Linked DNA regions of Homo sapiens: region 1 is linked to region 2. A link is a loop called in an ENCODE intact Hi-C map of the cell type or tissue named here. Cell type or tissue: heart right ventricle. All regions are shown on one strand. Each heading gives the region's core, and the rest is flanking DNA. Links, peaks and the distances in the headings are about the cores only. Region 1 overlaps DISP2 (dispatched RND transporter family member 2). Region 2 has its middle 41 kb from the start of CHST14.

The links. Hi-C counts contacts between places; a loop is a spot of excess contacts. Peaks named below come from ENCODE experiments on the same cell type or tissue, not always from the same donor. Only the 100,000 strongest peaks of a DNase experiment are listed, where the experiment ranks them.
Region 1: it touches region 2 in a loop (5-fold over the local background); 3 of 110 quality-filtered maps call a loop at or near these places.

Annotation. Positions count from the first base shown.
Region 1 is chr15:40,364,229-40,376,988 of GRCh38, reverse strand. DISP2 (dispatched RND transporter family member 2) reads right to left here. Exons shown (of 8, transcript NM_033510.3): 3 at 12,734-12,760; 4 at 12,445-12,568; 5 at 12,036-12,151; 6 at 11,715-11,842; 7 at 11,264-11,361; 8 at 1-9,931. The coding sequence ends at 6,671. LOC124903472 (a long non-coding RNA gene) reads left to right here. Exons shown (of 4, transcript XR_007064597.1): 1 at 1-1,366; 2 at 4,895-5,150; 3 at 5,972-6,106. Among named protein-coding and RNA genes, the nearest start is that of KNSTRN, 12 kb to the left of the region's middle. RefSeq lists silencers at 8,610-8,689, 8,810-8,989 and enhancers at 8,772-9,663, 12,659-12,760. In heart right ventricle, for the core only: a CTCF peak has its summit at 8,716; DNase peaks (open chromatin) are centred at 8,748, 9,167 and 9,858; H3K4me3 peaks cover 1,459 bases; H3K27ac peaks cover 3,307 bases.
Region 2 is chr15:40,503,994-40,520,295 of GRCh38, reverse strand. No RefSeq gene overlaps it. Among named protein-coding and RNA genes, the nearest start is that of CHST14, 41 kb to the right of the region's middle. RefSeq lists enhancers at 48-157, 212-506 and a silencer at 8,483-8,692. In heart right ventricle, for the core only: a CTCF peak has its summit at 12,858; DNase peaks (open chromatin) are centred at 8,255 and 8,525; H3K4me3 peaks cover 1,595 bases; H3K27ac peaks cover 875 bases.

The DNA of each region.
Region 1 (12,760 bases), core at 4,580-12,579, 140 kb after region 2:
AGGGAAAATGTCCACCATACATCCTACTTGCAAAGACTATCCTCTCTGTCAAACCTGTGAGCCAATTCTGACCTTCTAACAGAAAAAGTCTGATTTTATTTTTCCATTCAAATCAATGTGGTTAATATGTATCCTGTGTCAACCATCTCACTTTCAGTTTAAATTCTTCTTTATTTCTTTTTTTAGAGTTAAGGTCTCGCTCTGTTGCCAGGCTGGAGTGCCATAATGTGATTATGGCTCACTGTAACCTCGAACTCCAGAGTTCAAGTGATCCTCTTGCTTCAGCCTCTGGAGTAGCTGGGTCTACAGGCGCATATCACCATGCCCAGCTAATTTTTATTTTTATTTTATTATTTATTTATTTATTTTGAGATGTAGTCTCGCTCTGTCACCCAGGCTGGAGTGCAATGGCATGATCTTGGCTCACTGCAACCTCTGCCTCCAGGGTTCAAGCGATTGTCCTTCCTCAGCCTCCTGAGTAGCTGGGACTACAGGCATGCTCCACCACGCCCGGCTAATTTTTGTATTTTTAGTAGAGACAGGGTTTTGCCATGTTGGCCAGGCTGGTGTTGAACTCCTGACCTCAGATGATCTACCTGCCTCGGCCTCCCAGAGTGCTGGGATTACAGGCGTGAGCCACCGCGCCCGGCCCATGCCCAGCTAATTTTTAAAATTATTTTTTGTAGATACGGGATCTTGCTATGTTGCCCAAGCTGGTCTCAAACTCCTGGCCTCAAGCCATCCTCCCACTTCAGCCTTTCAAAACACTGGGATTATAGGCATGAGCCACTGTGTCTCACCTGAAGTTGAATTATTTTTAAAAATTTTTATTATTTTTTCCTTTTTAATATATATTTATATATTTTACAATATAACATGTCAATGAATTTGAATTCTTAAATGAAGAAGGCACAGAACTGAGCCACAGGGCTGCCCCTGTGAACTTTCTCAAAGAAGCTCTCCAGGCTTTGCTCTTTCAAGGACTTCCTCAAGCAGAGCATTCTCAAGTGGCCCTTTTATTTGTTTTTTACAGCGCAGAGCAAGGAGCCAGAGTAGGATTCAGAATGAGGGAGGGGAGGCAACTGGGAAAGTGGAAGTTGGGAAGGACAGCTGTCAGGCCTGTGGCTTCTTAGGCCCACCAATATAAGGAGGGGAACATATGGAGAAGGCGGCTCTGGAAACTGATTACTTTAAAACTATCTGTGTCCACCTACCTTCTAGAAAGTCTTCATGTCCTTGTAGGGGAGTGCAAACCCTCGTGTGAAGGCCTCTGACACCAAGTGTGAGAAGCCATTGATGGAGCCATTACTGCTTCCTTCGTTGTAGCAGAAGGGATGGGGAGAGGAGCAGGCAGGAGCGGGGGTAGGTAAGTTGTGGCTTTGGTGCCTTGAAGGTGAGGAAATTTCTATTTGAAGGCTTCAGTTTTCTTCATGAAGAATTTTTTTTTTTTTTTTGTCCACTGAGGGGTGGGGGAAGGTGAGATATTTGAGGAAGGTGGAGAAAATATAAAAGAGTCAATACAAATAATCAAAACTAGTAGCTAGAATGAATACTAGCTAGGCAGAGCTGAGGGTCCAGTTAAGATAGGTGGTCATGAATTCAAATCTACATCAATCTGCTCAGCTGTGTGATTTTCTTTAGCAATATTAAAGCTCTTGTTTGTTTGATGGTTGTGGATTTGGTAAAATGCTGATCTTTCCCCTATATTGAGAAAAATGTGAGTAATCACAAAGAGGCCCGATAATAATTATGAGAAATTTATCAAGGCCCTTCCAGTGTTCCTCTGCATAAGGTGGCTTTGGATGGCCAGACATTTACATAGCACATAGTGGCTTTCTTTTGTTTCTCATATTCCTGGTGAATTGAACTACGATTTCTTCTCCTAAGCATAAATACCTGCAGACCTTAGTTACAGTCATCCCTGTGAACAAGGGTGTGGGTAGAAAGGGTGAGGAATGTCTGTCTTTCCTATCACCAGGTAAATGGGATCTTGATGCTTGGCATGGGGTCCCAAGAGCTTGCCATTACCCATGTGTATTATCAAAAAATGAGATACTGCCACCGTCAAAGAAAAGATCAGGGCCGGGTGTAGTGGCTCACACCTGTAATCCCAGCACTCTGGGAGGCCGAGGTGGGCGGATCACAAGGTCAGGAGATCGAAACCATCCTGGCTAACACAATGAAACCCCGTCTTTACTAAAAATACAAAAAATTTGCCAGGCGTGGTGGCAGGTGCCTGTAGTCCCAACTGCTCGGGAGGCTGGGGCAGGAGAATGGCGTGAACCTGGGAGGCAGAGCTTGCAGTGAGCCAAGATCGTGCCACTACACTCCAGCCTGGGCGACAGAGCAAGACTCCGTCTCAAAAAAAAAGAAAAGATCAGAAACTCTCTGGACGATAGGCAAAGGTTGTAAACCAATGTATCCTCTTTCTTAAAATCTGATTTAAAGCCTTCTTCCCTGTCCTGACATGCACTGGGAGAAGGACAGAATGAGTTGGAGGGGGCTAGGGAAATTTTGGCTTATAACTCTCTTGAGAAATGTCTTTTTAAAAATTGTCTCGGCCAGGCGCGGTGGCTCATGCCTGTAATCCCAGCACTCTGGGAGGCCGAGGCAGGCGGATCATGAGGTCAGGAGATCGAGACCATCCTGGCTAACACTAAAAATACTCTACTGTCTCTACTAAAAATACAAAAAATTAGTGCAGTGAGCCGAAATTGTGCCACTGCACTCCAGCCTGGGCGACAGAGCAAGACTCTGTCTCAAAAAAAAAAAAAAAAAATTGTCTCAAGCTGGAATATTGCCCGCATATCATGGTATGGGATATGCTATATATCAGTAAAATCTAAGATTCAGCCAATAAAATCAGTCTGTCTAACACTGTCACTCTAAAAGTCCCCAAATCACCACAGCCATGGAAGGATGGTTTTCCCATGGTAACAGACTATATCAAGTTTACATATATATATATATATATTTTTTTTTTTTAAGATGGAGTCTCGCTCTGTTGCCCAGGCTGGAGTGCAGTGGCGCAATCTCGGCTTACTGCAAGCTCTGCCTCCTGGGTTCACATCATTCTCCTGCCTCAGCCTCCCGAGTAGCTGGGACTACAGGCGCCCGCCACCACACCCGGCTAATTTTTGTATTTTTAGTAGAGACGGGGTTTCACCATGTTAGCCAGGATGGTTTCGATCTCCTGACCTCATGATCCACCTGCCTTGGCCTCCCAAAGTGCTGGGATTACAGGCGTGAGCCACCGTGCCCGACTTATTTATTTATTTATTTTTTGAGACGGTGTCTTGCTCTGTCATCCAGGCTGGAGTGCAGTGGCACGATCTCGGCTCACTTCAACCTCTGCATCCCGGGTTCAAATGATTTTCCTGCCTCAGCCTCCTGGGTAGCTAGGACTACAGGCATCCCCCACCACGCCCAACTAATTTTTGTATTTTTAGTAGAGGCGGGGTTTCACCATGTTGGCCAGGCTGGTCTCAAACTCCTAACGTCTAGTGATCCACCTGCCTCAGCCTCCCAAAGTGCTGGGATTACAGGCATGAGCCATCATGTCCGGCCTCAAGTTATATTTTAATAGCATACAGGATACATACTCGTACTCAGAATGTGAGTTCAAGGATCAGTGGCACAAATAGGGGAAATGACCTCAAGTTCCAAATGTTAATGTAGTTCTATTAGAGTGTCTGAGTGGGGAGAAATCATTTCTTGAATTTTGCAGGGCAAGCATAAGTGCTTTGACTCATTTTTGTACGCCTCACAGCGTGCTTGTAAGCCATGTCTCCAGGGCCATACACTCATTGTAAGTGCCCCTAATAATAATAAAGCAAAGGATCTGCTGCAACTCAAAGGAAATAGGAAGTGCTTTAAGTTCCACATTCCAAAGTCAGGGCTAGAGAGGCAGGCTGGATTTCCTGCTGATGTGGATTGCCTGCTGTTGGTTTGGGCCATTCTAGGTATAAGGTAATGTTTTAGATTACTGCTGGGTTCTTCTGGGCCTGGCAACATAAAGAACAAATCTAATCAATGCATCAGCTGCTATGGCTCATTCACCTTCCTGAAGTGTTGTGTGGCCACAGCCTGCAAGAATATGACCTGGAAATCCCCAGGTAGGGCCCTCGGGTGTGCTCAGATCCCTCATGCCCACCCATCCACCCCTCTGCATTCTAACATTTCAGTGGTTATGTTCAGGCAAAGTGTCTTCTGCTCATGCTTGGGAGGAAGAGTTCCCTTAACCTCCCTGTGGCTCATTGTCCCTGAGGATACCAGGGCTCTCTCAGCCTGGCTGCATGATGACAGAGGGACACCATTATCAGAGAAACCAGGGCTGATGAGCAGCTCTAGGTCAGAGAGGCCGAATGCTACCTGGACATGAAGAGAGAGGTCCCAGCAGACCCCCTGGGGACAGGTTCAAATTAGGTTCCAGCTTCCCCTTCCTGGTGTCAGGAGTTACTCATCTTGATTTACTTATCTTGCAAAGGAGCCAAGGTATCCTGCCGTACCTGCCTATTGCCTTCTGTCTCTTCCACAACTCCCATGTCTCTTTTCGGTTTCTGCTCCACTTCTCATGGGCTACTTGGAGTAGGAAGTAGGTCTCAATAATAAAAAACTAAATAAAACAAAAACATCATCTGATTTGCCTCCAGCTCTGCCACAGACTATTTGGCCCTAGAACAATCCCTTCCCTTTCCTGATACTCCTCTGTAAAATAGCCTGGATCAGTAGCTTTCATATTACATTCTGTGAAGCTGCCAGGAGCCGGAGGGGTTCCCCAGATACCCGGAGAGGCTGCAGTGGAAAGACAGGCTAAGCTGACTCCACCCCCAACACCCAGCGCCCACCAGAGTAGCTGCCTTTTACCTGTTTTATATATTGTTTTTCCACACAGAGCTTCTTTGAAGAAAGAGTCCTGAGGCTACAAAATTTGAAAACTGCTGGAATAAACGATCGCCAAGGCCCCTTCCAGTCTGAGACGCTTGGTCTTCTGAAGCCCAGCTCAAGTTTTTCCTCCTCCAGAAAGCCTTTCTTGTTACCCAGTCCTGGGTACTTGAGCTCCAACAATAATGATGATGGCAGGCATATGGTGCCGTCCGTGAGCCATCCGATGCCTGCATGTGTGCATAAGCTGTCTCCCCAGCTAGAAGGTGAGCTCTTTGAGGGTGGTGTTCAATTTTTCTTCCACACCTCTGTCCCCTTGTAATACCATATGCAAAGTAGGTGTTCAATAAACATGTTGATGCCACCTGGTGTCATGAGCTCTCACATGGGATAAAACTTCCCTACCAGGAAGTTTGGGAAGGAGGAACCAGCCTTTGGTCTGCTTAACGCTCCACAGAGAGACTTGTCCTTAAAAAGCTGGGGACCCTAACCTGGGAAGCAGCTTCAGACTCATACACTTCCCAAAGGGCAGGTCTGAGTTCCTGCCTTGATTGGATTTGGCTTCACCTCTTCTGCCCCTCAGTACCTCTTCTGGTGGGGCCTCTTATACACTGTGGCTGTAGAAGAGGCACGGTCCTGAAGCCTGGGAATCAGGTCAGCTAGGACGCCCCAGGGCCAGCAGACATCTCAGCCAGATTCCAGAGGGAGGCACGGGGGAGATGGAGAGGAACTCCTGGGTTTTTTTGGAATACAGCTCTCTCAGGAAGTGGAGGCCCAAAGAGGGTGGCTGGATTCAGTCAGAGACACCAGAGAAAGCAGATTGGAGGAGGGTGCTAGCGGTGAAAGAAGGCAGGTAGCCAAAGGGAAACTGGAGGTTGTAGTGGTGGAATGAAACCGCTCTGCCATTTAGTGGCTAAGTGACCCTGAGGTCAGTTCATCTTACTTAGTCTCAATGTCTTTACCTATAAATTGGGTGTCAAAAGAACCTGACCAATGTCAGGCTACCCTGTAGTGAAGTAGTGAGATAGATTCCAAGGAGACTAAAATGTGCAGAGATGGAAAGGATTATTACTGTTTATTAACACAGGAAAGCACAGGAGCCTGCTTCCAAAGAGGGACTGTCCCGTAATTGAGAGATGCTCCAAGGCTGACCATCCTCCTTCTCCTGCTGCACACCCAGCAGCCATCTATGGCTGGATTTGGAGAATTTCTGGTCAAACCGGTGAGTATGAGGAGAGCAGGGCAGTTGGGGAGAGAGGTCCCAGCCCAATTCTGCCCAGAGAAGCTCCCAAAAGAGAGGGAAGTGTCCTGATGAAGAGCCCATGAAAGGGGTGAGACCCAGGAGGCTGTGGAGATTGCTGCGGGCTCCTCTGGTCAGTAAGGAACCCTGACAAGATCCCTAGGATGGGGGTCCCTTAGTCTCACTGAAGTTCTTGTAACTTGGGATGGGGGCCAGGTCAGCCTCCTCTGATACCCGAAGCTACACATCTGGCCTTCCCCACTTCTAGAGGAGGGGTCTTAGATGGTGCTGTGGGAGCAGACAAGCCCTCAGCAGGTCGCAAGCAGGTCCCCTCCAAAACCCCTCCTGCTGGAATCCTCCAGATGTGAGGAGTAGGAGCAGACAGATCAAGGCTGGGACATCTGGCAGGGTTTAACATCCACAGCTGGAGGGTGAGACCTCTCCCTGTGGATCTGGAGAAATACCTTCGGGCTCCAGCCTATTGCTGCCCTTGCCTTGTCATCCATGACAGGGTTCCGCGCCCTGTCCAGCCTCCCCGGGTCCCCCTCAGCTGCTATAGCCTGACGTGTGAGTGCTGGGCCTGCGCAGCCAAACATCTGGCAGGTCTGGCTGGCTATTGGGCAGCACCACAGGGCTGCCATCCCCTGGCCCCCCTCGGCCCTTCCAGGACAAGCTGCTGTGATGGGAAGCGGGCAATGATGGGTCATACACTGTCTCCCTCAGCGCCAGCCACAGGGTGTCCCGCTTCCCATTGAGCTGGCCTCGCTCAAGGACTGGCTGCCCAGTGTCATCCAGGTCATCTGGGGACACACCCACGGAATCTGGTACACGGGCACTGGGCTCAGAGGTGCTTAGGCAGGTCTCATCAGAGACGCTGAGCCCCTCCAGGGTGCTGGCTGAGGAACAGAAGCCATCAGGAGGATCTGCAGCCTTGGCCTTAGGAGAGTGGGCTGGGGCTTCTGGTGAGGCTGGCAGGGGCTCAGCCTCCTCCCCTTGGGAGTCCTGCCTGGCCCGGGTTTTGGGGCTGGGGCCAGCCTGCTTATAGGGGGAGGAGGTCTGCAGGGCAGGGCACTGGCTGAAGACTGCCTGGTGGTCCAGCAGCAGCTCCCTTGGGGAGGCAGGGGCTGGTGGGGGCCGGGAACAGCACGGACCATCATGGAGCTGCAGATCCTCAGAGAGTACTGAGGGCCGGTGGGACAGCTTGCTGGTGGCTGTGCTGGTGTCAAAGCTGGGGCTCCGACGCCGTGCCAGGGGCTGTAGCTCATATTGCTCTGAGCAGGACCCGGGCATCCCTCCCACTGACCCTGGTCGTGGGCGGCCTGCCTTCTCCCCACCAGGGTCCCCAGTACCAGCATCCCATGGCAGGTGGGCACAGGGCCAGAGGATCTGCCCACAGTTCTTCTCTGGCCCGAAGAAACAGCAGAGAGATTGGAAGAAGAAGCTGGCAAAGCCACAACTGACGCATTTGACCATCATGAGGATGATGCCCAGCTTGCGATAGAGCAGCACTGTGGCAGGCAGCATGAGCACGCCTGCCGCAAACAGGGCTGCAGCCCCCACGGCTGTGGCGCAGCTGGTCTGGCGCAGAGAGAAGGCCACACGGCTCAGGCGGTCAGGGTGTGGGCACAGGTGATAGGAGATGCAGTAGTTGACAGTGAAGTCTACTGAGAGGCCCACTGAGGCAGAGAGAAACAGGGCCTCGGCAGTGTTGAGCTGCCACTCGAGGAGAACCAGGAGTCCTACAGTGAGCAGCACGGTGCCTGCCACAGCTGCCACGGAGAATAGGCTGAGGGGAACATTCCAGGTGCCCAGGAGCAGTGTGGCAAAGGCCAGCGCCAAAGCCAGGCCCAGCACCACAGCAGGCTCAGTGCTCAGGCTGTGCTGCAGGCTATACAGCTCTAGACGGCTAGTGAACCAACCACGGCGGAGGCCTGGAGGTGCCATGCCCAGCTCCGCTGCCAGCCAGTGGCTGACCTCATTGTAGAAGAGCTGGGTCTGGTTGTAGTCCGGACTGTTCCGGAAGTTGGTCTGGAATTGTAGGACCAGGGCGGCCAGGCTGCCATGGGCATCAAAGCGGAGTCCCAGGTCCTGGGTGCCATCGGGGCCTTGCTCCAGAGCCATCATTTTCAGGCAGTGCAGGAAAAACTGGGGGGCCCAGGGGAAGTCCGAGTGGCCGCAGCAGAGGTCAGGCCCCAGGCGGGCGCAGCTGGGGCTCTCCATCCAGCGCTGGAGGGTCTCCACGAAACACAGCGTGGGCCAGCCTTCCTGCAGGGTGTCGAAGAAGCTCTGATTCCGGGCCCGGTGACAGAGTGCCAGCAGCCAGCGCTGGGCCTCAGGGCCGCTGGCCGAGAAGGCAGGGTCCCTCACCAGGCTGCTGTTGCTACGAGGGTCCAGAGGGTCGCCAGTGTCCACAGGCAGGACGCCCCACACCAAAACCACGGGCATGTGGCCGCCCTCGCCCTGCGGCAGCTGCTCGAACAGGAACAGCTGGCGATACTCCGCGTCGAAGCGCTCGAAGGGGTGGCTGGGCCGGAAGACCTGGCCGCCGGGCGGCGGCAGCGTGGGCAGCCGCAGGCGGGGGCTGACTCCGGCGATGTAGGCGCCCCCTGCCGCCAGTGCTGCGAACCAGCAGATCCAGATGTAGCGGAACTTGATGACGCCGCAGGGCAGCAGGCGCTGGAAGAGCAGACGCGAGGTGCCAGCCGCCGCCCTCCGCAGGCCGCGGAGCCGCCGGTGCAGCGCCAGCAGTAGCCGCCGGGGCGCGCTGCCCTCCCACCGGCCCCGCGCCCGGCGCGCACAGCCGCGCGCCAGGTAGCGCTCGTGGAGCACGGCGGAGGCGGGCAGCCAGACCAGCGTGAGCGCCAGGTGCACCAGCACAGCCGTGCCCATGAAGAGGGCGAGGCAGCGAACGGCCGGCAGGCGGCTCAGGTAGCTGGCATAGAAGGCCGCGCTCGTGGTGAGGCCGGAGACCAGCAGCAGGTAGCCGAAGTGGTGCATGGTGCGGCCCACGCGCTGCGCCAGCCCCCCCGACGGCAGCTGGCTCTTGCTAAGGCGCCACAGGTCGAAGAAGATGAGCGTGTGGTTGGCGCAGACGCTGCTCAGCAGGAGGAGGGCTGCCAGATTGACGAAGGGGAAGTAGGCCATGCGGAAGGCCACCTGGTAAAGGAAGAAGGCCACCAGCAGTGAGCCCAGCACCCCCAGCAGCACCATGAGCGTGAGGAAGAGTGAGCGCAGGTACAGGGCCATGCCGAAGAAGATGGCAACCAGAGCCAGCAAGGGGTACACCGTGTCCTGGACCAGGAAGTGCCTCAGCAGCTCCTGCTTGAGGCCCAGGTCCATGCCAGTGACAGAGGTGTAGTTGTCAGCAAGCCCCCAGGGGGTGGCCAGCCGGTCCAGGTAGATGTCCATGAGGGAAGCACCCTTTGGGGTGGGCAGGAAGAGCAGGCTGTACTTGAGGGAAGGCACCTGGTAGTCAGTGGTCTGGGGACTCAGAAAGTCCCTGTCAAGCAGAAAGTGCAGGAGTTGGTAGATGGCACTACTCTGGGAGCACTTGGTGGGAACCTGGGCACAGCGTGGGGACTTGTTCTGCCCAGGTCCCAGACAAGAGGGCACCAAGGCGCCACTGTGGTAGTAGAGGGCACAGGTCCGAAGCAGGGCCAGTGTGCGGGCTGCGTCAGCTTGGGTAGTGTCCAGGCAGGAGGAGCGGTTGGAGAGCACAGCCAGATAGTTGCCCAGGGACCAGCTGGGGCAGCACTGGTTGGCTGCTGTCCGCTGGCACAGAGCCCCGAAGCTGGTATGGGAGCGGATCTGTAGGGCACACGCAGGAGGGGAGAGTTCAGGGGCAGCCCAAGGGCTCAGGTTTTCCCAGTCCTATACAAGGCTCTCTCATCTCCTTTCACACTACAGGGCAAGCGCAGAGAGGGATCTTGACAGCCTGGTGAGATAGGCTTGTCTCCCAGCTGCCTTTGGCTCCTGGCCCAGGTGCCAGCAGCTACATCTTGACTTCATCAAAGAGGAGCCTCAGGGATGCTGCCCAAGGCTTCAGCCTCAGAGACCCTGCTGTAAGGGCCCCTGTAGGTCACACACCCCAACTCCATGTAAAAGTGGAGGTAGCAGCCACAGATAGAACAGGGCCAAGGGTCCAATGAGCTGAAGCAAGCAATGGGAAGAGTGGAGGCCAAAACATTCCAGGTTCAGGGTCACTGCCAAAACCCAGCTCCCCTCTGTCCACTGCACCGCTTAAACCCTCTTAGGCCCAGGGCTGTTTCTTTTTCAAATCTCATGCCTCCTTTTTTCTCCTTTCCTGTTGTTGACATCACAACAGCTGACGTAGTACAGAGAGCACTGACCTGGGAGTCAGAGGCCCTTGCTCTGCCACTAACTGGCTGCGTAACCTTGGGCCTGAGATCATGGTGGCAACACAGTACTTATTGAGAGATTACTATTGCCAGTCATTATGCTGTATTTTTTCAACTTCTATCTCATTTAACTGTCACAACATCCCTGTGAGGAAAGTACGTTTATCATCCCCATTTAGCGCTTATGAAGCCTGAGGGACTAAGACGTTAAGAAACATGGCTGAAGTCACATAGCAAGACAGCCTTAGAGCTGGCCTTGAATTCAGACATCTGACTCTATAATGCATGTTCTTAACCAGTCTTTTGGTACTTGGGATATCCTCGTGTGAAGTGGGGGGCTGGGCTGCTGCGTGGTTTTCACACCATTTTCAGCAGCAAACCTTTCTTCAGATGTTATTGTATATGATTCTCCAGTTAGCATAACTGGATTGGCACTGCTCAGGTTGATGGGGGCTGAGGCCTTGAAGCCCACAGTCTCAGCTCCCTGGGCCAGGGCCTCCTCACCCGCTCTGGAGGGCCCTTTCAGGACCTTTTGGAAACCCGCAGTCCCTGCATGGGCTCGCTTCCAGCACTTCTATCTTGGCTCTTCTAAAAACAGCCGACTCTTCTTTTCCCACCCCAACCTGGAGCCTCTCAGCAGGGTTGGAATAATTTTCTAAGCAGGGAATGCTCTTCCCCAGTCCACCCCCTGGCAGTCCTGGCTCAGCTGTATTTCCTTGGGATCAGTTCCCTCATGTCCTTAGTTCCCCCCAAACCCCTGGCACCTCCCCCACCAGCTCACCTGGTCCTGTTCCATGCGACACATGGAATGGATGGCATGCAGGTTCCATAGGCTGCCCGAGGAGGTGGACATGAACACCAGCTTTGCATAGCTCTTCTCTGCAACATACCCCCGCAACCTGGAGCTCAGTCCTTTGGCCCCAGGTCCTGGGTCCTCCAAAGGGAAGATGCTTACCCAGGGCCACATGAGGTTCAGATTCTCAGGCATCTCAAGCCTGTGCATGGACTGCCTGATCCTGTCCCTGTGCCTCACCCCAACCCAGCTTGACCCTGTCTGGCTGGAGCATCTGAGAACTCCCCTATCCCAGCTGTAACCCGGCTTCCTTGGCTTGACTGTGGCCAGCTGGCCACCTTCCCTTTCTGTCTGCCCAGATTTGTTCTGGGCCTGCCTGTCCTACTAGGTGGGGTGGGGACCACTATTAAAACCAGGAACTGGCCAGGCTGCAGCTTACCAGGGGGGCCACAGAAGAAGTTCTCTTGCCTTCTGTCCTCCAGGGGCTCCACCATTCTCCGAGGCCGGACAGCGCTCTCCTGGGCACTGCCTCTGGGTGCAGGCCTCAGAGTGTTGTGGGAGCTCGAGCTGAAGTGGAGAGAATATCTATGCCAGGCACCATTAGGGTTGGAAGACTCAGAGGAGGCCAGAGACCACTCCCCAGGGAGCCTTCCTTGGCAAGCCCCTCTGACCTGCCTTGGGGTGGGTCACCCAATGTCCCCTTCCTGAAGATCTCATTCTTCCCTCTGCCACCCACAGTGAAAAGATGAGAGCCTGTTACCTGTTCAGCTCAAGGTCTGGGGAAAGGAAAAGCAGCTTCCTGGGGCCTGTGAGGGCTTGTAGTGCTCTCCAGACCACTAACTTGCTCCCAATGTCTGTGTCCCGTGGCTCAAAGCCCTGCAGGGAGGAGGGTGGAGAAGAACAGGTGGGCAGGGTAGGAGTTCTCCATTTGGGTGCTTCTCAGCTCTGCCCCTTTGACTCCTCAGAGCAGGGAAGGCCAGCCCGCCTGCCTGAATTGTGGATGTGAGTCTGAACTTTATACCATCTCCCCAACTCTCTCTGGAGGTCAAGAGCCTACCATGGCTACCCTATCCCCAGGCTACCATGGCTACCCTACCTCCAACTTTCTGCCCCAGGCTGGGTCAAGGTGGCCAGGCCTGGGGACCCCGTCCCACCCCTTGGTTCCTCACCAGCAAAGGCTTGGAGAAGTCGGGCAGCCGGGCCCCCAACAGTCCAGCCAGGGTGCAGAGGAAGATGACAGCCAGACACAGCATCAGCACGGCCACTGGCCACTCAGCAATCAGCTGGGAATAGCTGGGAAAGAGGGAGGAGTCCACATGAGTTGGGTGTGGTAGCAACGGGTGCTGAGCTCAGGCTCCACCCAGAAGGGGTGCTAGATAGAGCAGAGAGCACGGGGAACAGGGCTAACTGGGCACCAGCCTGGTCACCCCTAGAGGTCCAGGGAAGGCCCAGGCCTACCTCTTTGGCATCTGGAAGGCTCGTTCC
Region 2 (16,302 bases), core at 4,982-12,981:
CAACATCCAAGAAAAACGATACAATAAGCAAAACATGCAGAATACACACACACACACACACACACACACACACACACACACACACACACGCACACACAATCTGGCAGCTGGAGCCACATTCAGAGACAATGGTTGTTGGGGGAAGCCTCCCAGTTTCCTCCAAGGAAAGGACATTCTTGATTTGTCGTCTCCACTCCCCTGTCACCCTGGACTTAGGTGCAAAGATGGGCAGAGCAGCTGTGCACACCAAGTTGTCTCTTCTTTCAGGGGGTGCCCATGTGTGTTGGGGTAAAAGGGAAACTGGGGGAGGGGGCACTCTCACGGGTGTGGCCCAAGAGTGCTCAGCCCAAGGGCAGCCTCAGCGAACAGCACTGCCACCTTGCGGCTTGGGTTGGTCTCAGCTCTGATTAAGGGTCCAGGGACCCACAAGGGGGCTCCTTCATGTTCTTCAGAAGAAAATATTTGGCAATTCAGTAGCCTTCCTTCAAATATCATTTTTATGTTTTTTTCTTAATTTAAAAGTAATTCACATTCACTTTATAACATTTTTAAAGTAGATATAAGGAAAAATAAAATAATAAAAATTATCTGTAAATCCAACCTCCAGAGATAACCAAGATATTAGGCACTTGAGTGTATATTCTTCCAGTCTTTTTTCTGTTTTTTTTCTTTTTTTAACAAAAACAGGATTATACAGTACATACTGTTGTTTCATAAACTAAATATATTGTACGAGTATCTTTCCACTTGTTAAATACATTGTATGAGTATCTTTCACTTGTTGTTCTGCAATACCTTTTATTTTATTTTATTATTTGGAGACATGGTCTTGCTTTATTACCTAGGCTGGAGTGCAGTGGTGCAGTCTCTGGTCACTGCAGCCTTAGCCTTCTGGGCTCAAGCAATCGTCCCACCTCAGCCTCCTGAGTTAGCTGGGATTACAGACATGTACCACCACACCTGGTTAATTTTTGTATTTTTTGTAGAGACGGGGTTTCGCATGTTGCTCAGGCTGGTCTCAAACTCCTGGCCTCAAATGATCCACCCACCTCAGCCTCCCAAAATGCTGGGATTACAGGAATGAGCCACCACACCCGGCCCACAACATAATTTTTGATGGCTGTATTGTATTCCTTTCTTTGGGTGACTGGGCCATAGTTTATTTAACCAACTATTGTTGGAACACTTAAATTATACCCATTTTTTTTTCACTGAAGTAAATAATGCTGGGATGAACTTCCTTGTTGCTGAATCTTTACAGAAATCCACGGTTCTTTTCTTAGTTAAATTCCCAAGACAAAGTGGATATGAAGTTTGTAAGGTGTTTCATATAATACAGTATATTAGTTAAGACTTTCCAGAAAGGCTTAATTAGGAGGCTTTCTACCTTATTTATTTATTTTTAATTTTTTTGAGACGGGGTCTCACTTTGTGCAGTAGCGTGATCATAGCTCACTACAGCTTCAAATTCGTGGGCTCAAGTGATCCTCCTGCCTCAGCCTCCCACAGTGCTGGGAGTTTGAGGCTACAGTGAGCTATGATCGTGGCACTGCACTCCAGCCTGGTTGACAGACTGAGACGCTGTCTCTAAAAAAATTAAGATAAAATAAAATAAAAATTAAGGGCTTTCTCCTCATATGTTAGTGGAGATTAAACCAATAGAGAAAATTATAACGATTTAAAAAATACTATAAGTTCAGAAACATTTTATTCTTTTTCAAAATAATTTTTCTTTTTCTCCTCATGTTACTTTGTTTAAGATAAATTCAGAAACATTTTAAAGTGAGCTTTATTTATTTATTTATTTATTTTTTGAGACCAAGTCTCGCTCTGTTGCCCAGGCTGGAGTGCAATGGTGCAGTCTCGGCTCACTGCAACCTCCGCCTCCTGGGTTCAAGGGATTCTCCTGCCTCAGCCTCCTGAGTAGTGGGATTAATGGCGCCCACCACCATGACTGGCTAATTTTTCTGATTTTAATAGAGACGGGGTTTTACCATGTTGGTCAGGCTGGTATTAAACTCCTGACCTCGTGATCCACCCCGCCTCAGACTCCCAAACTGCTGGGATTACAGGTGTGAGGCCACTGCACTCTGCCGCTTTATTTTTATTAATCACAACTACACCTATATACTTCTCCTATTTTTTTATTTTTACGAATTTTAAAAACAGCAAATTTGAAGGAATAGTATTAACACCCCTCCACTCTCCACCAAGCTTCAACATTTTAGGCATTATACAACTTTGCTCTCTCTCTTTATAAATATATATATATATTTTGAGATGGAGTTTCTCTCTTGTTGCCCAGGCTGGAGTGCAATGGCGCAATCTCGGCTCACCACAACATCCGCCTCCTGGGTTCAAATGATTCTCCTGCCTCAGCCTCCCGAGGAGCTGGGATTTCAGGCATGCGCCACCACGCCCAGCTGATTTTGTATTTTTAGTGGAGACAGGGTTTCTCCATGTTGGTCAGACTGGTCTTGAACTCCCGACCTCAGGTGATCTGCCCACCTCGGCCTCTCAAAGTGCTGGGATTATAGGCATGAGCCACCATGCCCAGCCATGAATACTTTTTTGCTTAACCTTTTGAAAGTAAATTGCAAATGTTATGTCACTTCACCTCTGAATATATTTGCATGTATCTCCTAAAAGAGGGACATTCCCCTACATAACTACAAAATCATTATCATGCCTAAAAAGTTAACAATAATTCTCTAATATCATCTAATATTTAGTTTATATAACATTTTACCCAATTGTCCCTAATTATAGATTTTTAAAAATCAGATTCAATCCAAGCTTATGAATTGTTGTATCCTTTAAGCTGGAAGAGTCGCTTCTTTCTTTTTCTATAACATTGTCTTTTTGAAGACTCCAGGCCAGCTTTCTTACAGAATGTTCCACATTTTGGATTGAGTGAGTGTTTCTTCATGGTGTTGTTTAACTTGTTCCTCTGGCCCTCTCTGTTTTCTGTAAATTGGAAGGTTGGTGCAGAGAACCTGTATAAAATAATTCTACCGGCTGGGTGCGGTGGCTCACACCTGTTATCCCAGCACTTTGGGATGCCGAGGCGGGTGGATCACCTGGGGTCAGGAGTTCCAGACCAGTGTGGCCAACATGGTGAAACCCCGTCTCTACTAAAAATACAAAAAATTAGCCAGGCGTGGTGGCAGGCGCCTGTAATCCTAGCTACTCAGAAGGGGCAGGGGAATTGCTTGAACCTGGGAGGCGGAGGTTGCAGTGAGCCGAGATCGCACCACTGCACTCCAGCCTGGACAACAAGAGTGAAACTCTGTTTCAATTAAAAAAAAAAAAGAATTCTACCATAGTTGGTTGCATTATTGGTTCTGATTTATTCTATCCTTTCCTGTGAGGTGATTATACGTCCTCTCCTTTTGCTATGTGACTTGCGGCACTCCTTTTTAGGAGGAATACACTTCACTGTCCCATTAATGGCGGGCATGGTCACACGACTTGAGGTGGCCAATAAATGTAAGTGGAAATGACTATGCTTTTCCCTGCAGAAGGTTTAAGAACTATGGCAGACTTCTATCACTTTCCTTTTCCCTCTGCCATGAGGATTACATATTTCAAATAGAGGCTACATCTTCTGCCCAGATCCCAGAATGGAGAGGACAACACAGAGCAGAACCACCAATGACCACAGCCGACATAAAATGTGCATAAGAAATAAACCCTTCTTACTGTAAGCCACTAAGAGTTTTGGGTTATTTGTTACTACAGTGTAACTCAGAGAAAGCTAATTAAAATATAAACACATATGTCAGCAATATTATTTCTTTCATCACAGAAGAGCCTTGCTGTATCCATAGAGTTGAGAGCAGGTCTCCTTGTTACACTGTGGGTACACTAGATTCCAGAACCACTACCTACTGTGTCTCTGTATCAGCTCCTGCCTTCAAGCGGCTCAAGAAATGACTTTGGGGACCCAAGCCTGGGGCCAGTCTGTCCAGGATGACTAAAGAGGGAGTTAGATGGAGAAGGCAGGGTCTGGAGCAGTACCTGGCACATGCAGTACTCAAGGATTTGATAGATAAATGAGTAATTTGCTTGCATTCTTGTGCCAGGGTTTTTAAGAGTCAGTCCAAAATAAGGATTATGTTATGAATTTTTCAAAAAGCCTTTTTTCCTTTAAAAGACTTATTGGCCGGGTGGGGTGGCTCACGCCTGTAATCCTAACACTTTGGGAGGCTGAGGCAGGCAGATCACAAGGTCAGGAGTTCGAGACCAGTTTCGCCAACACAGTGAAACCCCATCACTACTAAAAGTACAAAAAATTAGTCAGGTGTGGTGGGGTGCACCTGTAATCCCAGCTACTTGGGAGGCTGAGGCAGGAGAATCGCATGAACCCAGGAAGCAGAGGTTGCAATGAGCCAAGATTACGCCATCGCACTCTAGCCCGGGCAACAGTGCGAGACTCCAACTCAAAAAAAAAAAAAAAAAAAAAAGACTCATTTAGGAAGACGTAAAATGAAGATTTTATTTCCTTTAAAAGACTTATTAATCCACTTAACAAATTATTTACTAATTACAAAGGGGAAAATGGTAATTTGACAGTGGAGAAATCTGGTGGCCACCCTTTTAACTAAGAGAGCAAAGTTAACATCTCTTAAATAGGACAAACCAATGTCATATGCCTTCTGATGTCATGCAATGAGAAAGGACGTATCATTTCTGTGGTATTTTGGCAAAAATGCATTACTTGAGTGTAACCATGAGCAAACATCAGACAAACTCCAACTGAGGGACCTTCTACTCAATAACAGGCCTGTACTTTTCATACACACAAATGTCAATGTCATGAAAGACAAAAGAAAGCCTGAGGAAACTGTCAACAGATTGAAGGAAACTGAAGAGACATGACAACCAAAAGCAACGTGTGATCCTAGAATGGATCCTGGGCCAGAGAAAGCAATGCCTAGAAGAGGAAAAAGAAAAGAAAAAGAGGAGGAAGAGGGTGTAGAGAAGGAGGAAGAAAAGGAGGGTGGGGAGGAGGAGAAGGGGAGAAGAGAGAGAAGTAGCAGCAGGGGGAGGGAGAGGGGACATTATTAGGATAATTGGCAAAATTTTAATCAATTATGTAGATTATAATATTATATCAATGATGTTAAGTTTCCTGGTTTTGGTGATAGTACATAAGTATTTCAGGGTAAAGAGGTGCAATGTCTATAATTTACTCTCAAATAATTCAGTAAAGAAATTTATATAAACAGGGAGTATTCTGTCTTGTGCACGTGTTCTCTTTCTCTGTGTGTATGAATGTAGAGAGACAGAATCATAAACCAAGGCTGTGCACAGTAGCTCATGCCTGTAATCCCTGCACTTTTGGAGGCCGAGGTGGTGGATCATTTGAGGTCAGGAGTTCCAGAACAGCTTGGCCAACATGGTGAAACCATGTTTCTACTCAAAATACAAAAATTAACTGGGTATGGTGGCATACACCTGTAATCTCAGCTACTTGGGAGGCTGAAGCAGGAGAATTGCTTGAACTCAGGAGAGAGAGGTTGCAGTGAGCCGAGATTGAGCCACTGCACTCCAGCCTGGGTGACAGAGTGAGACTCTGTCTTAAAAATTTTTTTTTTAAAAAAGAAACTCATAAACCTAATATAGCAAAACATTAGCAACTGGTGAATCTGGGTGAAGAGTATATAGGAGTTCATCGTACTATTGTAGCAAATTTTATGTGTGAAATTATTCTAAAACAAAAAGTTAAACAAATGGATATTCATCTAAAATGATGTCATTTCCATATTTTGGGAATTAGAAAGTCTTTATTTATGAACTGATGGGATAGTAGATGGTGGTTTTTTGTTTTGTTGGGTTTTTTGTTTTTTTTTTTGAGATGGAGTCTCGCTCTGTTGCCCAGGCTAGAGTGCAGTGGCAGGATCTCAGCTCACTGCAACCTCCGCCTCCCCAGTTCAAACGATTCTTGGTGCCTCAGCCTCCCAAGTAGCTGGGATTTCAGGCACACGCCTCCACACCCACCTAATTTTTGTATTTTTCGTAGAGACGGGGTTTCACCATGTTGCCCAGGCTGGTCTCAAATTCCTGACCTCAAGTGATCCGCCCACCTTGGCCTCCCAAAGTGCTGGGATTATAGGCATGAGCCACTGCACCCAGCCAATAGTAATTATTTTGAATGAACTTGCTTGGCAAAGTAAAAAGTTAGCCATCCCCTGTTGGCCCCTCCCCACGAAGTCTTTCATGGTGCAAGAAATCCTCAAATGTGGGAAGCAGTATTTTAGTGTGAATCCCCAACAGGATGGACTCCTGCTCTCATCCAGAATCCAGAGGCAGGACACAGCATGTCCTCAGTGATGGGCCAAGAACAACTCCGCAGAGGCCTCCTGGGGCAGGAGAGACGCATGAACACACACACCTTCTTGGGCACACATCCACAGCACACACCCTGAGAGCCCCTGGAAGGGGGAGCCCAGCCTCCCTTGGCATGTGATTGGCTGTCCAGCCTAAGATGTGGCGGATGCTCCAGAGCTGACCAGAGGCACAGAGATGACATCACTGTCTCTTTCTGGAAACAGCAATGACAGAGAAGACCACAGCGAGTGATAAAGGTAGGCTCTAATTAAGCCCTCAGCTGTGTAGGACTTGGGCCTTGATGGAAGGGGTAGGATTTAGTTAAGCCAGGGAAGAGGACGATGCTTTCCCCTTCTGGGAGTCCCTTACTATACTCAGTAGGTACTCAGAGAGTAACGATGTAGTCACTATCAATTTTAGGAAACAGGAGCAGCCAAGACTCTGAAGATCAAACCAGCCTTTGTTTCCTTTACCAATTCTTGGTGGTAATGTTTGGCTGACCCAATAGCATCCCTGGGTGTGCCGGGAGGAAGGATGAGGCTAAGCGCTGCTCCTCCTTCACCGTGAAGGCTAGTATAACTTCTGTTCCAGGAGGACCCAGGAGGATGCAGGACCTTTAATGGCAGGTGAGATTAAGAAATGGGGTTCCAGCTAGGCACGGTGGCTCACGCCTGTAATCCTAGCACTTTGGGGGACTGAGGTGGGCTGATTACTTGAGGCCAGGAGTTTGAGACCAGCCTATCCAACATGGTGAAACCTCGTCTCTACTAAAAATACAAAAAAATTTAGCTGGGCATGGTGGCACCCGCCTGTAATTCCAGCTACTTGGGAGGCTGAGGCATGAGAATTGCTTGAACCCAGCAGACAGAGGTTGCAGTGAGCCTAGATGGTACCACTGCACTCCAGCCTGGGTGTCAGAGCAAGACTGTCTCAAAAACAACAACAACAACAACAACAACAAAAACAAACACAGAAGAAAAAGAAAAAGAAATGGGATTCCAATTCCTTCAGCAGAAGCAGCAGGAACTGGAATTTGTTCTGTAGACTGTGGCAGGCCTGCTGGACAGAAGAGGGTCCTGCCAAGTCTCTGGACTCCACTGACCGGTTTGGGAGCACACATGAGGATGCAGGCTGGGATTGGGGCCTGGAGCAGGGCAGCAGCTGGAGTCTCAACATGCGGACACCAGCAGGACACACAAACTCCATCAGGCCAACATCAGGAGAAGATTCTGTGCTGGGCTGGGCCAGTGATCCCAGATTCAAGGGAGGTGGGGGCCCCACTCAGGAGGGAAGGTCTGAGTCAGGGACCATGGAGACAAAAAAGCTGGAGGGCAGCATGTGGGGGCATGTTAAGGATGGAGATTAGTGAGCATGGGGAATAGAGAGACAGAAATAACCACAGAATTGTGAAGTCTAAGAAATGAAGGCGAGGATAGCTATGAGAGTTGAATTCTAGGGTTACAGCTGAAGGAGCTGAGTGATCCTGGGCTGATGGTGGATGGTAGTTACTTTTAATGAAGTTGCTCAGGCATCAGGATTGGGGCTGCTGATGAAGGGACTGGGGTGTTGGAAGGAGATTGGGTCATACGGAAAACAGGGTGATGGTGAGGCAGAGGAGAAAGCAGGACAAAGACCAAGGTCTATGGCTAAAGCCAGAGGCCCGAAAAAAGAGGGCCCAAACACGTGTAGGGCAACCCCAGATCCTTGCAGAGGGACATTCATCAGGTGGGATGTCAGAGCCAGGAGAGTTAATACTTATCCCCAAAGTAGAGGTTTGGGGAGCAGAGAGGAGGGCAGAGGCGGGTGGGGTGCAGACATGGGGAGGGGTCGCGCTCCTCTGTGGGTTTGGAGGGCTGCCTGTCCGGCGTTGCCTGCCGGAGGGCTTGGCGCTCAGCCACAGTTGCATCATCACTGAATGCACTGAGCCTGTGACCCTGTTTTTACACACACCTGTACCCAGTTCAAGCGGCATCGGGAGAGTCGTCTTAAAACTTCAATCTAAAACGTTCTTTTCCATCTGATCGGGCAGAGCGCAGGCCCCACGGGCCATCGTGGGAGGCACATACAGTCCGCACCGCGCGGACGCCCAGACCGCGGCCTCCGCTCCGCCCCGCCGCCTAGTCCAAGCGGGCAGCCAGTCTCCGCCCTGGAGGCGGCGGCAGAACCGGCTGCGCGAGGTCGGCGCTGGGGCGGCCCGCACATTCCCGCAGGCTCTGCGCCAAGGGGCGGTGCTGCGTACGAGCAGAGCCGAGACCTTGACCCTGACCCGGGCCCTGGGGAGGGAGCGTCCGGCCAGGGAACCTGCCCCTGCGCGCTCCTCGGCTCTTACGCGGCGGCTAGAGGCGTGAGGCCAGAGCCATGATCAGAGGGCGCGCAGTGAGGACGCCCCCAGCCCGCCTCGGAGCTTGGGGCCGCGCTGGGGTCAAGCGGAGCGCACAGAGGCCTGTTATCTGCCAGGGTTAGGAGCCACCGTGGCCAGGTGCCCTGGAGCGGGCCCTGGACCTGCGCGATCGCTGCGGGACAGAAGAGCGGAGACGCGGTTCACTGCCTGGCGCCTACAACCAGCGTGAACTAAGTGGCGAGTGGAAGAGAATAATTTGCCAAAAGAGGGAGGATTTGCTGGTCTACTGGCGGAACTGGAACCCACTATACCCACATCCCCATTCACGAGCGCCCACCTTGAAGGCGTAGAGACGCCATGGTTGTCATAGAAACACTCGTGCTGGGCCGCTGACATGAGCCTGCGGCGTGGAGTGAGGCAAGTTTTTACCAGAATGTGTGCACACATGTAACACGACGTAAAATGTCTGTCACTTATTACGCACATACCCTGAACCTAGGACTGTGCAAGGCACATTACAGAAGTAACTCAGATGTGGGTGTTTTGCAACCTACCTTTCCTCCCTAAGGAATCCTCGAAGCAGGGTTTACCAATGCTCTCACTCCTCCCAAAAGAAGCCACCTACACAGGTGGATTTTATTGAAGGCTTATAGAGGAGACCAAGGAAAGAGGAGATTTTTCATACATACAACAATAGGGTGAAGCATTTCTTTCCATTAAACATCTCTCCCTTGTTTTCCTTTTTGGCTGTTTCTCATGGACCCTTTCTCTGAGCAGTCTCTGAATCTTGCCCAGCCCCAAGTGCTCCCTCCAGGATCTTCCTCTGGACTCTCCATCTCTCCCCTTTCCCTAAGAAGATCACCCGGGTCCTGCCTCTCCAAGACTGCTCGTGGGAATACACACTGTCACCCACACAAGACAGCCTGCTCAACGAGTACTTGCATCGCCAGCATCCACAGTCTGCAGAGGTCAGCAACAGTTTTTATTTCTGAAACACATAGCTTTTCTCATCCAACTTGCCCAGAAATCCAGGAGGTAGATATCATTCCCATTTTACAGACGAGGAAACAGAAGCCTGGGGAGGTTAAGTAACTCCTCCAGTATCACATGTAATAAGTGACAGAACCAGCACTCAAACCCAGGCAGTCAAGCTCTTTCCCCTCCCCAAGGAGTCTCACAGAGCAGCAGTTTAAAGAACCATGTCTGGGTGATATCTTCTGGTGCTTCTATGAGCATTCATGGAATTGTTGCATATGTGATGTGCAGGTCATGAGAATGTGTGATGTTCTTGCATCATTTTATGCTGCTTTGGACTTGAAGCAGCATTTCTCAGATACAGAAATTATGTTGGCAAGTTAAGTTGGATGACAACTACCTACACCCGTATTTTCTTTTATTAATCAAATACAAATGTAGCTGAGGTATATGGCCTCATTCGATCCTCACAACCCCTTATGAGACTGAAACAGTGGTAAAGTGATTCCTTCTTCCACATTGTGAATTTCCTTCACGGAAAATTCTGAACATACAGTACTTCAAAACGTAAATCTTTTCCACAGTGTCACAGATTTCAAACTAATTATAAATACTACATATAAATGCTGTGTAAATATGACATATACACACACACACACTATAAATGCTATATATTTATATGGTAACATCTAAATGCCAGGTACTGCTCTAAACACTTTCCATAGTAACTCATTTAATAATTACAATCACCCTATGAAGTAGAAACTTATTTTTTTCAAAGATATTTTTAAATTATTAATTTTTATGGCTGCATAGGTGTATCTATTTAGGGGTACATAAGATATTTTGATACAGGCATATAATGCATAATAATCACATCAGGAACTGGGCGCGGTGGCTCATGCCTGTAATCTCAGTACTTTGGGAGGCCGAGGCAGGCAGATCACGAGGTCAAGAGATCGAGACCATCCTGGCCAACATGATGAAACCCCATCTCTACTAAAAATACAAAAATTAGCTGGGCATGGTGGCGTGTGCCTGTAGTCCCAGCTACTCAGGAGGCTGAGGCAGGAGAATCCCTTGAACCTGGGAGGCAGAGGTTGCAGTGAGCCAAGATCGTGCCACTGCACTCCAGCCTGGTGACAGATCGAGACTGTGTCTCAAAAAAAAATAAAAATAAAAATGACATTAGGGTAAGTGTGTTATCTACCACCTCGAGCATTTATCATTTCTTTGTGTTAAAAACATTCCAATTATACTCTTTTAGCTTTTTATTTTTTAAATGGAGTTTCGCTATGTTGCCCAGGCTGAAGTACAGTGGCACAATCTCGGCTCACTGCAACCTCTGTCTCCCAGGTTCAAGCAATTCTCCTGCCTCAGCCTCCCAAGTAGCTGGGATTATAGGCATGTGCCACCACACCGGGCTAATTTTTGTATTTTTGTATTTTTTTTTTTTTTTGAGATGGAGTCTCGCTCTGTTGCCCAGGCTGGAGTGCAGTGGCATGACCTTGGCTCACTGCAACCTCCACCTCCCAGGTTCAAGCAATTCTCCTGCCTCAGCCTCCTGAGTAGCTGGGACTACAGGCGCACGCCACCACACCCAGATAATTTTTTTTGTATTTTTAGTAGAGACGGGGTTTCACCATGTTAGCCAGGATAGTCTCGATCTCCTGACCTCCTGTTCCGCCCATCTCAGCCTCCCAAAGTGCTAGGATTACAGGCGTGAGCCATCGCGCCCGGCCTAATTTTTGTATTTTTTGTAGAGATGGGGTTTCACCATGTTGGCCAGGCTGGTCTCGAACTCCTGACCTCAGGTGATCCACCCGCCTCAGTCTCCCAAAGTGCCAGGATTACAGGCGTGAGCCACTGCACCCGGCCTCTTTTAGCTGTTTTTAAATGTACAATAAATTATTGTTGACTGTAGTTACCCTGTTGTACTATCAAATGCTAGATCTTATCCATTCTATCCAAGTATATTGTTATACTCATTAACCCCACTACCCTCCCCACTATCCTTCCTAACCTCTCATACCATGGTTCTACTCTCTAGCTCCATGAGTTGTTCAATTGTTTTAATTTTTAGCTCCCACAAATGAGAACATGCAAAGTATGTGTTTTTGTGCCTGGCTTATAAAGGTATTTTAAGCAAGACCTTATCTCTACAACAAAATGAAAAAATTAGCTGGGTGTGGTGACACATACCTGTAGTCCCAGCTACTCTCAGGAGGCTGAGGATTGCTTGAGCCTAGGAGGTAGAGGCTGCAGTGAGCCGTGATTGCACCACTGCATTCCTGCCTGGGCAACACAGCAAGATTCTGCAATAAATAAACAAACAAACAAATAAATAAATAAAGGTACTTTAAATTTGAGGCTTAATTTACATACAGTAAAATGTACAAATTTTAAAGTACAATTCTGAGTTTTGACAAATGTATGTACTCATGTAACCATCACCTCAGTCAAGATATAGAACATTTCCATCACTCCAGAAAGTTCCCTGTGCCCTTCTCAGTCTGTACTATGCAAAGAAGCCACTGTTCTGATTTCTAATACGACAGATTAGCTTAGTGTTTTCAGACCTTCATACAGAATTGTAGAGCGGTTTATTTAATCCAGTGCTTTTGAGATTCGTTTATGCTGTGGTATGTATCAGTAGTTTGTTCCTCTTATGCTTAGTATTCCATCATATGAATACATCACAATGTATTATGACTTTGTTTATAGACGTTTGGTTGTTTGTAGTCTTTGGCTATTATGAATAAACCTGCTATGAACATTTGTGGGCAAGTGTTTCGGTGGACATAGATTTTAATTTCTTTCTCTTTTTCTCTCTCTCTCTCTGGTCTCAAACTCCTGGGCTCAAGCGATTCTCCCGCCTCGGCCTCCCAAAGTGTTGGGATTACAGGCGTGAGCCACCGCACCCAGCCTAACTTTATAAGAAACTACCAAATAGTTTTCTAAAGGGATTGTCAATTTGGTATTATTACACAAAAAAAGGAAACTGAGACCCAGCCACGTTAATTGCCTCAGAATAATTAGCCCAGGCATATGTGTTCTGGAGTCTCTCTAGCTGGGGCTGGGAAAAGAAAAGGTTGTGAGGTGGGAGTGAAGAGATGCTAACCCAGGAGAGCCAGCCTCGAACCGTCCCGTCCTGTGTGCTGGGGGAAGAGCCCCGGCTACAGGCAGGAGACAGGGCTGTCCCGGCTGAGCTCTGGGGTCCTGCCCGGGGTTTGGCCGGCAACATCACCCCTCGCCAGCTTCTCGGGCCCCCTGGCTTCCCATTGCTCACCCAAACTCCCCCACTGGGAAGCAGCAGGCGGGCGGGCACAGCACTAAGCTGCCTTCACACCGAGGCGCCCGGGAAACGCGAGGCCAGAACAGAAAGCCCAGGAGGCGTCTCTGCAGATCCTGCAGGGGGAGCCGCTCCCACCGCCAGAGTCTGGCGGAGGGCGGGTTTCCACCGCTTGGAGGGGAGGCGGGAGCCCTCTTGGCCTTGGCGGGAGTGTTCCAGAGCCTGCTCCCCTGACACGGCCCCCGCGGTATACACAGCGCGCTGGACTGTTAGGTCTTTTCTCTTTTCTCCAGTAAGTGATTTTGTTGGAAGCTGCTTACATGGAGAAGTGAGATCACATCGAATAGTAAAATCAAACATCTCAGCTGAATATTCCTTTGGTTGCAAAGACACCAACTCACAGATTCTAACAATAGAGTTGTCGACATTGAAACAGGAGTGGAGGAAATAGATTTTAAATGTTAGCATTTTGTACAGACAGCCATTTGAACCACGAAATACCATCTAACATACAATGGGTAATTGAATAGAAAGCAAACACATTTTCATCAATAAGATGGAAACTGCCTTTTGTTAAAAACCTGAAGATACACTCTGAGGAGGCCCAATTTACCTGGCAACTATGTGCCTTTTTCTGTCTGACTTGTCCTTGTACGTTAATATTTTGATTTACTTGAAAGGAAAAGTTGTAAATATATGAGAAGTGTTCATGATGAAATGGAATGAAAGTCTGAGAGGCCTAATCAACCAGTTGTCTGTTCTCAGATATTCACTGGGTTCCCAGGTTAAACACTGCAGAGGTTCCAAAAGAGGTGAGGAGGGCCAGCGATTGATTTCACTGGGAAGACAAGACTTAGGCACAAGAAGCAATTCGCTATACAGGATGGTCTGTACCATGTAGTTATGTCACTAGTCATGAAGATTCAAATTTTCCTAAGACCACCATCATCCTACCAAAGTAGAATTAAAAGTTCACTGAGCCAGGCACAGTGGCTCATGCCTGTAATCCCAGCATTTTGGGAGGCCAAGGTGGGCGGATCACGAGGTCAAGAGATTGATACCATGCTGGCCAACATGGTAAAACCCCATCTCTACTAAAAATACAAAAATTAGCTGGACGCGGTGGCGCATGCCTGTAATCCCAGCTACTCAGGAGGCTGAGGCAGGAGAATGGCTTGAACCCAGGAGGCGGAGGCTGCAGTAAGCCAAGATTGCACCACTGCACTCCAGCCTGGTGACAAGAGTGAGACTCCGTCTCAAAAAAAGTTCACTGAAATCATGTGAATTTTTTTACATTTAACTTTTTGCATAGGCAATATGTTAACAAGATTCAACCGTCAGGAGATATTTAAAACATTTTCACAAAGTCTCCTTCCTATGGCATCTCTTAGCCACCCTTCCCATCTGTTTTCCTTCTACTTTATTAATCTGATCCCAGAGTTGCTTTATGCACCAACACACACAGAGGAATAAGCTCCCCTCCTTTTTACACAAAATATAGCATACTCTTCACACTGCTCTATATCTTGCTTTTTCCCCTTAATATATTTTAAAGATCTTTTCATTTATTTATTTTTAAAATTTATTTATTTAGAGACAAGGTCTCACTCTGTTGCCCAGGCTGGAGTGCAGTGGCGCAATCATAGCTCACCTAAACCTTAAACTCCTAGACTCCAGAGATCCTCTCACCTCATCCTCCTGAGTAGCTGAGACTACAGGAATGTGCCACCACGTCCAGCTATTTTTATTTTTTCGTAGAGATGGGGCTCACTTTGTTGCCCAGGCTGGTCTCAAACTCCTGGCTTCAAGCAGTCTTCTCACCTCGGCCTCCCAAAGTGCTGAGATTATAGGTGTTAGCCACCTTGCCCAGCTGAAAATCTTTATATATCAGCTTATAGAGAGCTTTCTCATTAAAAAATATTTTTCAAATAATACGATATTATCTCACTGTATGAATGTACCATAACTTAATTTTCCAGTCCTTTTATCTGTGGGCATTTAGGTTGTTTCCAATGTTTTGCCATTACAAACAATAATGCAGTGAATAACCTATTATACATGTCATTTTACACATAAGTTTATCTTTAAGGTAAATTTCTAAAGTGGAGTCTGCTGGATGGAAGGAAGTGCATTTGCAGTTTTGAGAGATATTGTCAAATTGCTCTCTGCAGAGGCTGTCCCACATCACCCTCCTATGCCCTCACCTACAGAGTGTGTTATCAAAGGTTTGGATGCTTGCCAAACTTTTCGTGAAGAAGGTTTTCAGTGTAGTTTTAATTTACATATATCCTACGAATGAGATTGAACATCTTTTCATATATTTAAAGCTCATTGTGTTTTTTTCCTGTGTATAAACTCTTATACCCTTTGCTCATTTTTTATTGGGTTATTAGTTTCGGGTTTTTATTTCTAAGAATTCCCATGTAACAGAGAAATTACGTTTTTTGTTTGTTTTGAGACAGAGTCTCACTCTGTCGCCCAGGTTGGAGTGCAGTGGTGTGATCTTGGCTCACTGCAACCTCTGCCTCCCAGGTTCAAGTGATTCTCCTGCCTCAGCCTCCCAAGCAGCTGGGACTGCAGGCATGCACCACCACACCTGGCTAATTTTTGTATTTTTAGTAGGGATGGGGTTTCACCATATTAGCCAGGCTGGTCTCGAACTCCTCACCTTGCGCCTGCCTCAGCCTCCCAAAGTGCTGGGATACAGGCGTGAGCCACCGTGCCCGGTCGAAAAATCAAGTTTTTGTGATGCAAGTTGCAAATATTTCCCCAAATTTTACATTGTCTTTTGACTTTGCTTACAGCATTTTTTCCATGCAGGAGAGTTTTTCTTTTTAGTGTGTTAAAATATGTCCATCTTTTCTTTTTGTGGCTGCTGGAGTTTATTCATAGACAGAAAGGTCTCCCCATTTTAAGGGAGGAGTTAAAAGAGCAGAACGTATTTTTTATATATATGTGTGTATGTATATATATTTTATATATATGTATATATACACACATATACATACACATATACACATATACACATATACATATATACACATGTATATACACATATACATATATACACATGTATATATACATATACATATATACCCACACACATATATATGTGTGTATATTTTTTTGAGATGGAGTCTTGCTCTGTCGCCCAGGCTGGAGTGCAGTGGCATCATCTCGGCTCACTGCAACCTCTGCCTTCCGGGTTCAAGCAATTCTCCTGCCTCAGCCTCCCAAGTAGCTGGGATTACAGGTACCTGCCACCACACCTGGCTAATTTTTGTATTTTTAGTAGAGACAGGGTTTCACCATGTTGGCCAGGCTGGTTTTGAACTCCTGACCTCAGGTGATCCGCCGGCCT